Linked DNA regions of Homo sapiens: all the other regions are linked to region 2. A link is a contact called in ENCODE Hi-C or POLR2A ChIA-PET data. All regions are on one chromosome and are shown on one strand. The core of a region is the stretch at or near the end of the contact, and the rest is flanking DNA. Distances in the headings are between cores, read along the strand shown.

Region 1 (3,437 bases), core at 257-2,756, 170 kb after region 2:
CCAAATCGCAAAATAGGGCACTTTTGAGAGAAATTCTCTGGTCCAGTTCTAAAAAGGGGTAACAGGTATTTTATTTGTTAGAACAAGCATAAAGCATCATATGGACAAGAGGGCTAATACAGCCCTTTAGCGACCACAATTCTCATGTAACCAGAGAGGGAGAAATTAGCATCCTAGATCATACAATAAGAATTCCTGGCCCGGCGCAGTGGCTCACGCCTGTAATCCCAGCACTTTGGGAGGCCGAGGCGGGTGGATTACGAGGTCAGGAGATCGAGACCATCCTGGCTAACACGGTGAAACTCCGTCTCTACTAAAAAATACAAAAAATTAGCCGGGAGTGGTGGCGAGCGCCTGTAGTCCCAGCCACTCCGGAGGCTGAGGCAGAAGAATGGCGTGAACCCGGGAGGCGGAGCTTGCAGTGAGCCGAGATCGTACCACTGCACTCCAGCCTGGGCGACAGAGTGAGACTCCGTCTCAAAAATAATAATAATAATAATAATAATAATAATTCCTGGCCAGGCGCGGTGGTTCAAGCCTGTAATCCTAGCACTTTGGGAGGCCGAGGCGGGCGGATCACTTGAGGTCAGGAGTTCGAAACCAGCCTGGCCAACATGGTGAAACCACGTCTCTACTAAAAATACAAAAAAAATAGCCGGGCGTGGTGGCACGCGCCTATAGTCCCAACTACGCGGGAGGCTGAGGCAAGAGAATAGCTTGAACCCGGGAGGTGGAGATTGCAGTGAGCCAAGATCGCGCCACGTGCGCACTCCAGCCTGGGTGACAGAGCAAGGCTCGGTCTCAAAAAAAAAAAAAAAAAAAAAGAATTCCTAAGGTCTAAATGGGTAGAGAAAAGGAGAACAGAATAAGGAGTCTAGAAAAAATATTCCACAATCCATGCTAACTTTATCAGGTATCCCAGAACTTTGATGGAATACTGATTATTTGACAAACCTATATAATAGGGATTAACAGGAAACCGAAGACAAAACAGTTTCCTGAAGGAATGTGGCAGGGAATCGGCAATGGAGAGTCAAACTTGGGAAACCATCAGGAGGAGTCTGTAACGACAAAACATCTGTATTCTTTTCTTACAATATGGGGCGAGTTTGGTGGTTTGGTAAATTAAAATCAGGGTATCATCCACAATGCTAAAAATAAGGGGCAACCTGAAGGGTCCTAATCCAGTACGCCTACAGGTCTGTGTATCCTAAGGAGTCCATGTGCTGCCTTCAACTTTCCACCGACTCTATGCCCTCTCCCCGGCAGGGCTTCCTACTCTAAACCAAGGCTTTAGCTCCTACACTAGGCCACACACTTATTCCAAAGGTCAGCAGAACGCTCAGTCCCCAAGAATTACCCGGAACTCTCTTTCCCCGTCTCCCACTCGGGCTGAACCCTGACTCCCGGCCCCTGTGGACACCACAGCATCTCTGCTGCCCCTCCAGCTCCTACCAAAATCAGCGCCTCCATCTTGCCCCGCAGCTGGTGCCGACGTGGAGCCGCAAAAGAAACGCCGCCGCTGATTGGCCATACGTTCCCATTAGGCCCCGCCTAGGATAAGGATCATTGGGTAAGGCTTGCTTTATTGGCCAATTATTGTACTAGCTTGCTTACCGGAAGCAAAGTGTCCAACCAGAAGGCTCAGGTGTTTGATTGTCAGCTTGAATACTCAATAAAACGCCAAAACCTCACGACTCATTGGGGCGGGAGGGTTAGTGGGGCGGGGTTGTTTCCATGGGGAACAGAAGAAGCGATTGTTAATTTTCAATTGGTAGGGCCGAGGACACGTGATATTGTCGGACTGATTTAGCGATTTTTAAACCGCACCCTCTTTAGGGGGCGCTGTGTCTCCTTAGCCTTTAACACTGGCGCTTTCTAACCGGAATCCTGCCCTAATCCCTATTTTCAGCGCCCGCATTAGGTCCATGATCTCTGTGGCTAGCCCTTCCCTCATGCTCGCTCAGGTCACTTCAGCATCCTCACAGAAAGTCTGCACAACCATAGAGTAGAGCCAAGAAAGGCCCAACATGTTAACTACATAAACCAAGGCTGCCAGGAGTTGATAGTCGCAATAACAATCTCCCTAAGGTGGAGTTCCAGGCTTTGCTGGGCCTGAGGAACATGAGAAGTCAGTTTGTAAAGGCCAACTTGAGCTCAACGTGAAATCGGCTTTGGAGATGGGGTTTGCGGGACAAACGGGGAAAGGGATGGGATTAGAATAAGAGAGGGGTTATAGGGAGTAAATTCTGGGGTTTTCCAATAGAAACAAGCCGTTGTGCCTGGGCGCGGTGGCTCAAGCCTGTAATCCCAGCACTTTGGGAGGCCGAGGCGAGCGGATCATCTGAGGTCGGGAGTTTGAAACCAACCTGACCAACATGGAGAAACCCCGTCTCTACTAAAAAAAAAAAATACAGGCCGAGCGTGATGGCTCACACCTGTAATCCCAGTACTTTGGGAGGCCGAGGCGGGCGGATCACGAGATCAGGAGATCAAGACCATCCTGACTAACATAGTGAAACCCCGTCTCTACTAAAAATACAAAAAATTAGCCGGGCGTGGGTGGCGGGCGCCTGTAGTCCCTGCTACTCTGGAGGCTGAGGCAGGACAATGGCGTGAACCCAGGAGGCGGAGTTTGCAGTGAGCTGAGATCGCGCCACTGCACTCCAACCTGGGTGACAGAGCGAGACTCCGTCTCAAAAAATATACATATATACAAAATTAGCCGGGCGTGGTGGAACATGCCTGTAATCCCAGCTACTCGGGAGGCTGAACCAGGAGACTCACTTGAACCTGGGAGGCGGAGGTTGAGGTGAGGCGAGATCTCGTCATTGCACTCCAGCCTGGGCAACAAGAGCGAAATTCCATCTCAAAAAAAAAAGAAAAGAAAAGAAAAGGAGAAGAGAAGAGAAAAGAAAAGGAGAAAGAAAGAAAAGAAAGAAAGAAAGGAAGGAAGGAAGGAAGGAAGGAAAGAAAGAAAGAAAGAAAGAAAGAAAGAAAGAAAGAAAGAAAGAGAAGGAAAGAAAGGAGAGGAAAGAAATGAGGCGTTGCAAAATGAGAAAAGAGAAGTTTACTGAATGCAAGAATTTCACAATAGGGAATGATTTTGATGAAGCTTGGCTTTCCCCTATCCCTTGGTTTCCTGATCCCTGACTCCTCTTAGGGCAGGGACACCTATTACCTTAATTATCCTAAAGGGATTTTTTCCCTCATCTCTGAAAATTATATCCTTAGGAGCCCTCCAAGAAGAGATTCCAAACTTACCCAGGAATTTTTCTTTTTTGAGACGGAGTCTCGCTCTGTCCCCCAGGCTGGAGTGCAGTGGCTCAATCTCGGCTCACTGCAAGCTCCGCCTCCCGGGTTCACGCCATTCTCCTGCCTCAGCCTCCAGAGTAGCTGGGACCACAGGCGCCCACCACCACGCCTGGCTGATTTTT
Region 2 (3,712 bases), core at 1,083-3,582:
GGAAGTTAGAAACGCTTCAGTGCTCTGAAGGTCTTTAAACAAAGGAGATTGTCTATCTAGGTAGAATGGTTGCATGTGATCCTGACTAGATACAGAGGGCTAAATGAGAGGAAATTTTAAGCACCCTTTCAGATGAACAGATATACTATTTATATCAAAGTCAAAAGAAACAGAATTCAAAGATGCTACAAAGATGGGTGAAAAATCTAGGGTTAACATTTAATAAGGGAAAAGTAGAGATATCCCATTAGATGCAGAAATCTAAGACAAACAGCAAGGAAACAGTGAGTGGGAAACAGAAACAATAAAATACATGTACCCTGCTGGGTTGATAGAGCTGTCTTGTACAAAAACAATGTTTTCCCATGAATCTTGCAATGGAAAAGGGGTGATGATTCGCTCCAGCTTATGCTGGAAGAATCCCATCTTATCTCAAAATGCTCAAGACTTAAAGCTCTACAACAACCTGAAGCCCTGTGGTTGAGCCTTGGAAAACTATTAATAAAAAAAGACTACTCCATCCCCTGCCAAGTTTGAAGAGAGGCATCAAAAGAGGAGAATTTCAGCCATTCAAGCAGAGAATTATTCAGAGAAAGGAGAGAAGGACCAAGTTCTCACCGTGCTGTTTCGGACATCTATGTTGGGAAATTTCTTGTTGATATACTTGAGAGATGGTTCCATGGACTTTTCCAGTAAGAAAGGTGGCTTAGATTTGGGGTCTGAACAAGTCTGCAGAGAGAAACCATATATATTTCAACCCTTTCTCCTCCTCCTCAGAAACATACCTCTTCTTGCAACATTCATTCTCATAATCTGTCTTAGGAAAAGGCAACCTGGGAACTAATTTAAAAAGCATGAGAGGCTGGGCGCAGCGGCTCACACCTGTAATCCCAGCACTTCGGGAGGCCGAGGCAGGCAGATCACAAGGTCAGAAGTTCGAGACCAGCCTGGCCAACATGGTGAAACCCCGTCTCTACTAAAAATACAAAAATTAGCTGGGCATGGTGGTGCACAACTGTAGTCCCAGGTACTTGGGAGGCTGAGGCAGGAGAATCGCTTGAACCCGGGAGGCGGAGGTTGCAGTGAGCCAAGATCGTGCCACTGCACTCCAGCCTGGGCGACAGAGCGAGACTCCGAAAATAAATAAATAAATAAATAAATAAATAAATATAAAAATAAAAAGCATAAGAGTAGGTCAAGAAAAAATTCCAAGACATTAAGCCAAGTATCTAAGAGCGAAATAACAACCTAGGCATTTTGTCTTGATGGGTAGAGTTTAATGCCTGCTTGGCCCCAGCACAAAGAGGAAGCTGTTTCCCCGCCCCTCAACTGAAGCCGGAAGGAACAAGAAAAGCAGCTGCTCAGGAGTTAGACTTTGTACAAGATTCAGTGTCACAATTTTGTTCACTATGTAAGTATCTTATCCCAAAGGGCATTTACAGGATTCATGGTGACAGAGAAACCGTGTTCCTGGTGATTTGTTTTATTACAAAAAACACAAAAGCTCCCTCCCCCAAAGTCCCCTATTTTCTATGCCAGGAACTCCCCATAAACACCCCTGTCTTTATCTCTTTACTTCCTATGGTTTGCCCAGCCCCTAGCCCACCTCTTGTCACTAGCTTCTTTCAATTCCTCAGTTCCTATTCTAAACACACACACACACACACACACACACACACACACAACCACCACAGCATGAACTACCCCAGGAGCAGCTCAGAAGACACCTACCCTTTTTAATCTAAATACCTAATTATCTATTTTTTTTCCTTTTAGGGAAGCACTTCCACAGAAAAGTTTTTGCCAGAGACCCAGCTTCAGATCTCTTCAGAGTGTAGAGGATCAACAATAAATAATAAAACCCAGAAGGTTGGACCCCAGACCTTTATCCAAGTCACTTGGAATACCACTGTTGTTTCCCCATCCCCACCCTCACCCCCATCCCCAGAGGAAAGCAGATGCCATCGTTGGGGCAAGAATCATATCTAGAAAGGGGAAGCCTTGAAAAGAAGCCTCCACTTCTGCCTTCCTGAACTGGCTGGCCTGTATAATCTGAGTGATTATGTAGATTATAGTCAGTGGAAAAGCAGTGGAAAAAAAGGTGGGAGTCTAACTGCTGCACCTGCCGCCTCAGGGTTCCCTGCCCTATTATTGTTGGAATAATCAGTACTAGTCCCATTGTTCATGCTTACCTTCTTGATGTTATACATACGGATGAGAACCCCCTGACCGCGATCATTCAGGATAGTGAGCTTCTCTGCTAATTTATGCTGGTAAGCAGATGTCAAAGACATGATGGCCACTGAGAGAGGAGCACCAGACAGCAATGTCTGATCTCCCCAAACACTTTCAGCTTAGATGGTGACACCCTCTGGCGGAGGGACCCAGCCTGGTTGGTGCACTGGTCTTCTGTTGCCTCTGCAATTGGCTCATGGGTGAAATCAGTCATTATGGCTCACAGGCCCTCAGAGCCTTCTTGTGCTTCCTCTTGCACACTCAGCAGGGGAGACTTCCTCTTTCTGGCTGTGCAGCACTTTTGGTAAGGCTATGAAGTGGGTGGAGCTGAGGAGAAGGACAGGCTTTCAAGGCTCTTCACAGACTGCACCAACCTTTTTGGTCTTATGCCCCCATAAGTGTCCTAGACAAAGCTGGGCGTGGTGGCTCACACCTGTAATCCCAGCACTTTGGGAGGAAAAGGTGGGAAGATCCATTGAGCTCAGGAGTTCCAGACCAGCCTGGGCAACATAGCAAGACCCCATCTCTATAAAAAATAAAAATTAAAAGCTGTAAGCTAGATAAACAAGTATCTACCACCCCACCCCTGTACACCTCTATATTTTCCTTCTTTTATATCCAAGAATGCCTATGAACCTTTGGCCTCATCATGTTTTAGTACCCAGATCAAATCCCATCTTCTCCTAAAGACCCCATCAATGTCAAATATTATATTGTATTATATTTTATATTGTCAAATACATATATTCCTTGTTATATGTTTATAGTGTACGTTGTATCTCCCCCAACTACAGCATAAGCTCCTTAATGACAGGAATTGTACCTAATACTTTTTTTTCTTTTTTTTTTTTTTTTTGAAACAGAGTTCCACTCTTGTTGCCCAGGCTGGAGTGCAATGGCATGATCTCTGCTCACTACAACCTCCACCTCCTGGGCTCAAGCAATTCTCCAGCCTCAGCCTCTGGAGTAGCTGTGGTTACAGGTGCCCACCACCACGCCTTGCTAATTTTTGTATTTTTAGTAGACATGGGGTTTCACCGTGTTGGCCAGGCTGCTCTCGAACTCCTGACCTCAGGTGATTTACCCGCCACAGCCTCCCAAAGTACTGGAATTACAGGCATGAGCCACCACACCCGGCCTCTAATACTTTTTTATATTTCTCACAATGCTCTACTACAGTGCATTGTACTTCTACAGTACATAATAATTCTCAAAGTAGTTCTCAAGAAGTACATAGTAATTCTCAAAATGTGATCCAGCAGCATCAGCATCACCTGGAAACTTGTTAGAGATGCAAATTCTTAGGACCCGCCCCAGACCACTGAATCCAAAATTCTGGGGTGGGTCCAGGCACTCTGTGTTTTAACAAACCCTCCAGGTGATTCCAATGCACACTCAAGTTTGAGAACCAGTGCTCTAGTACCATGGTATTTATGGATGCTTGAGAAACAGATCAATCCCTGTCCTCTGAGATTAG
Region 3 (3,439 bases), core at 70-2,569, 130 kb after region 2:
GGATTACAGGCATGAGCCTCCAAGCCAGGCCTATATAGTATTTTAAAGCAAGCCTCAGCAAACTTTTTCTCAAAGGGCCTGATTATAAATATTTTAAACTGTGTTAATCAAGAGATAAAACTGAGGATATTACATAGGCACTTATATAACAATTTAAAATATAACCATTTTTATTTTACTTACTTATTTATTTATTATTTTATTTTTTGAGACGGAGTCTTGCTCTGTCATCCAGGCTGGAGTGCAGTGGTGCAATGTGATCTTGGCTAACTGCAAGCAACCTCCGCCTCCCGGGTTCAAGCGATTCTCTTGCCTCAGCCTCCCTAGTAGCTGGGATTACAGGCGCACCCATCACGCCTGGCTAATTTTTGTATTTTTAGTAGAGACGGGGTTTTACCATGTTGGCCAGGCTGGTCTCGAACTCCTGACCTCAAGTGATCTGCCCTCCTTGGCCTCCCAAAATGTTGGGATAATGGGCGTGAGCCACTGCACCTGGCCTAAAATATAACCATTTTTAAATGGAAAAAAAACATGATTGGGTCACAGGCTATACAAAAACAGCAGACTAGATTTGGCCCATAGGGTGAAGTTTACTCACCCTTGCTCTGGAGAATCGATTAAGCATTTGCATATTTATGTATCTGTCTCCCCTAGTAGACTATGCACAAGGCCATATATCAGACGTTCTTGTATCCCCAGTGTCTAGATCAGAGTCTGGTGTATAGTAGGCACTCAGTACTAAGTTGTTGGGTAAATGGATAAATGAATGATTGAACAGGACCCTGATCCCTTGAGGAGAATGAAACCAGAATTCTGGATGCCTCATTCCCCACTTTTCTTCATCTGACTTGGTTTCTCAAATGTGCTAGGGTGTCACATGGGTCCCTCTGACTTGAACCATGTCTAAGCCGTGGAGACAAGAAAGGTAGTGCTCCTCTGAAACAAACCCAAGGCTTCTGGGGGTACCTAAAGTTGCTCCTGGAACTTGGTCTTATCTTTTGGCCCTTTGAGGAGTGGCCCAAATGTTCTGATGCTCTGACTCCGTGCCCTAGCAATTCTTGGCAATGATCTTACAGATGAGTTCTGCCATGCAAAGAGGGGAAGAAAACAGAGTTTGGGTTTCAGGAAGGAGAAAGGAAGAGTGAAACCACTCTGAGGTAAGTAGCGGGGGACTTTCAACAGAGAAGCCTAGATTTCACTAGCCGAAGCAAAATGAGTAGGACCGGAGGTGGTGAAGGAAGTGGCTGGGATTGGGTAATGGGGGAGTTTCTTATTCTTTCAGTGGACTATAATAGGATACATAAGAGCAGGATGTCTCCTGCTTGAAGCCTAACTGTCCACCAGAAAGGACTGCTCTTTGGGTGAGTTGAACTTCTTCCATTATAGAAAGAATTGAAGGCTGAGAAACTCAGGTAAGCACTTTTGTTGTGGGTATACTTTTACCTTCTTGGTCTCCTCATCTCCCAGGTGGTAACAAACAGAAATGACTAAAGCCTATATGTGTGTGTAGTGGAAAGGAGCAGAGGGAACTGAATACAGAGAGGATCCTGAATACACGATGCTGAATAGAGAGAGGGGACTCCTGGGGGTCTTTGGGGATGGGGAAGGAATTAAAAAAGTTGGAGGGCACTGGGTTTACTGAGAGCAGCGGGATGGATATAGAAGAGGACTGAGGTTTGGAGCAGAATAAGACTAAGATATTTAGGCAAGAGATATTTAGATAAAAACTTGGGGAAATATTTGAGAATGGGAAAGGACTAAGAGAACCTAAGGAGAGAGTTAGGGATCTTGAGATGAAGAGGCCTGGGAATGGTTCAGGAGGATACTGAATTAAGGTGAGGTCCAGGAACAGTTTAGATGTCCAGGGTCCCAGAACTGTTCAAGAGATCTAAGTTGAATGCTAGGTTCTGATTCCCTCTTCCTCTTCCACCCTCTGCCTCTTTAGCCTCTATCATGTGGAACAGCTCTGACGCCAACTTCTCCTGCTACCATGAGTCTGTGCTGGGCTATCGTTATGTTGCAGTTAGCTGGGGGGTGGTGGTGGCTGTGACAGGCACCGTGGGCAATGTGCTCACCCTACTGGCCTTGGCCATCCAGCCCAAGCTCCGTACCCGATTCAACCTGCTCATAGCCAACCTCACACTGGCTGATCTCCTCTACTGCACGCTCCTTCAGCCCTTCTCTGTGGACACCTACCTCCACCTGCACTGGCGCACCGGTGCCACCTTCTGCAGGGTATTTGGGCTCCTCCTTTTTGCCTCCAATTCTGTCTCCATCCTGACCCTCTGCCTCATCGCACTGGGACGCTACCTCCTCATTGCCCACCCTAAGCTTTTTCCCCAAGTTTTCAGTGCCAAGGGGATAGTGCTGGCACTGGTGAGCACCTGGGTTGTGGGCGTGGCCAGCTTTGCTCCCCTCTGGCCTATTTATATCCTGGTACCTGTAGTCTGCACCTGCAGCTTTGACCGCATCCGAGGCCGGCCTTACACCACCATCCTCATGGGCATCTACTTTGTGCTTGGGCTCAGCAGTGTTGGCATCTTCTATTGCCTCATCCACCGCCAGGTCAAACGAGCAGCACAGGCACTGGACCAATACAAGTTGCGACAGGCAAGCATCCACTCCAACCATGTGGCCAGGACTGATGAGGCCATGCCTGGTCGTTTCCAGGAGCTGGACAGCAGGTTAGCATCAGGAGGACCCAGTGAGGGGATTTCATCTGAGCCAGTCAGTGCTGCCACCACCCAGACCCTGGAAGGGGACTCATCAGAAGTGGGAGACCAGATCAACAGCAAGAGAGCTAAGCAGATGGCAGAGAAAAGCCCTCCAGAAGCATCTGCCAAAGCCCAGCCAATTAAAGGAGCCAGAAGAGCTCCGGATTCTTCATCGGAATTTGGGAAGGTGACTCGAATGTGTTTTGCTGTGTTCCTCTGCTTTGCCCTGAGCTACATCCCCTTCTTGCTGCTCAACATTCTGGATGCCAGAGTCCAGGCTCCCCGGGTGGTCCACATGCTTGCTGCCAACCTCACCTGGCTCAATGGTTGCATCAACCCTGTGCTCTATGCAGCCATGAACCGCCAATTCCGCCAAGCATATGGCTCCATTTTAAAAAGAGGGCCCCGGAGTTTCCATAGGCTCCATTAGAACTGTGACCCTAGTCACCAGAATTCAGGACTGTCTCCTCCAGGACCAAAGTGGCCAGGTAATAGGAGAATAGGTGAAATAACACATGTGGGCATTTTCACAACAATCTCTCCCCAGCCTCCCAAATCAAGTCTCTCCATCACTTGATCAATGTTTCAGCCCTAGACTGCCCAAGGAGTATTATTAATTATTAATAAATGAATTCTGTGCTTTTAATGCTCAGGTGTGGTCTCTGGGGAAGAAGGAAACAGGTCACGGTTAGGCTCAGGGGCCAGGCTAGGAGGAGACCATACTA

Evidence for each region. A loop is a pair of places that touch in the nucleus more often than their neighbours do. ChIA-PET counts read pairs that join two places held with the same protein, here RNA polymerase II (POLR2A). Pooled maps may share reads with other maps.
Region 1: a pooled map shows a loop between it and region 2 (13-fold over the local background). The contact joins the promoter of COPZ1 here to the promoter of NCKAP1L in region 2. A Hi-C loop is called at or near these places in 4 of 37 single-sample maps with no recorded cell type and 11 of 50 pooled maps. POLR2A ChIA-PET finds 5 or more read pairs at or near these places in 6 of 52 experiments (CD4-positive, alpha-beta T cell, GM10248, activated B cell and 2 more).
Region 3: a pooled map shows a loop between it and region 2 (3-fold over the local background). The contact joins the promoter of GPR84 here to the promoter of NCKAP1L in region 2. A Hi-C loop is called at or near these places in 1 of 168 maps with a recorded cell type or tissue (naive thymus-derived CD4-positive, alpha-beta T cell), 3 of 37 single-sample maps with no recorded cell type and 10 of 50 pooled maps. POLR2A ChIA-PET finds 5 or more read pairs at or near these places in 8 of 52 experiments (CD4-positive, alpha-beta memory T cell, GM12878, OCI-LY7 and 5 more).

Annotation. Positions count from the first base shown.
Region 1 is chr12:54,323,200-54,326,636 of GRCh38, reverse strand. COPZ1 (coat protein complex I subunit zeta 1) reads right to left here and starts at 1,506. Exons shown (of 9, transcript NM_016057.3): 1 at 1,456-1,506. The coding sequence starts at 1,473.
Region 2 is chr12:54,496,372-54,500,083 of GRCh38, reverse strand. It overlaps NCKAP1L (NCK associated protein 1 like), which reads right to left and starts at 2,332. Exons shown (of 31, transcript NM_005337.5): 1 at 2,193-2,332; 2 at 619-729. The coding sequence starts at 2,294. RefSeq lists enhancers at 2,141-2,200, 2,311-2,370.
Region 3 is chr12:54,362,366-54,365,804 of GRCh38, reverse strand. It overlaps GPR84 (G protein-coupled receptor 84), which reads left to right and starts at 1,319. Exons shown (of 2, transcript NM_020370.3): 1 at 1,319-1,412; 2 at 1,946-3,360. The coding sequence starts at 1,954. The coding sequence ends at 3,144. All of the region lies in intron 1 of GPR84-AS1 (GPR84, ZNF385A, ITGA5 and GTSF1 antisense RNA 1), which reads right to left. RefSeq lists an enhancer at 1,301-1,390.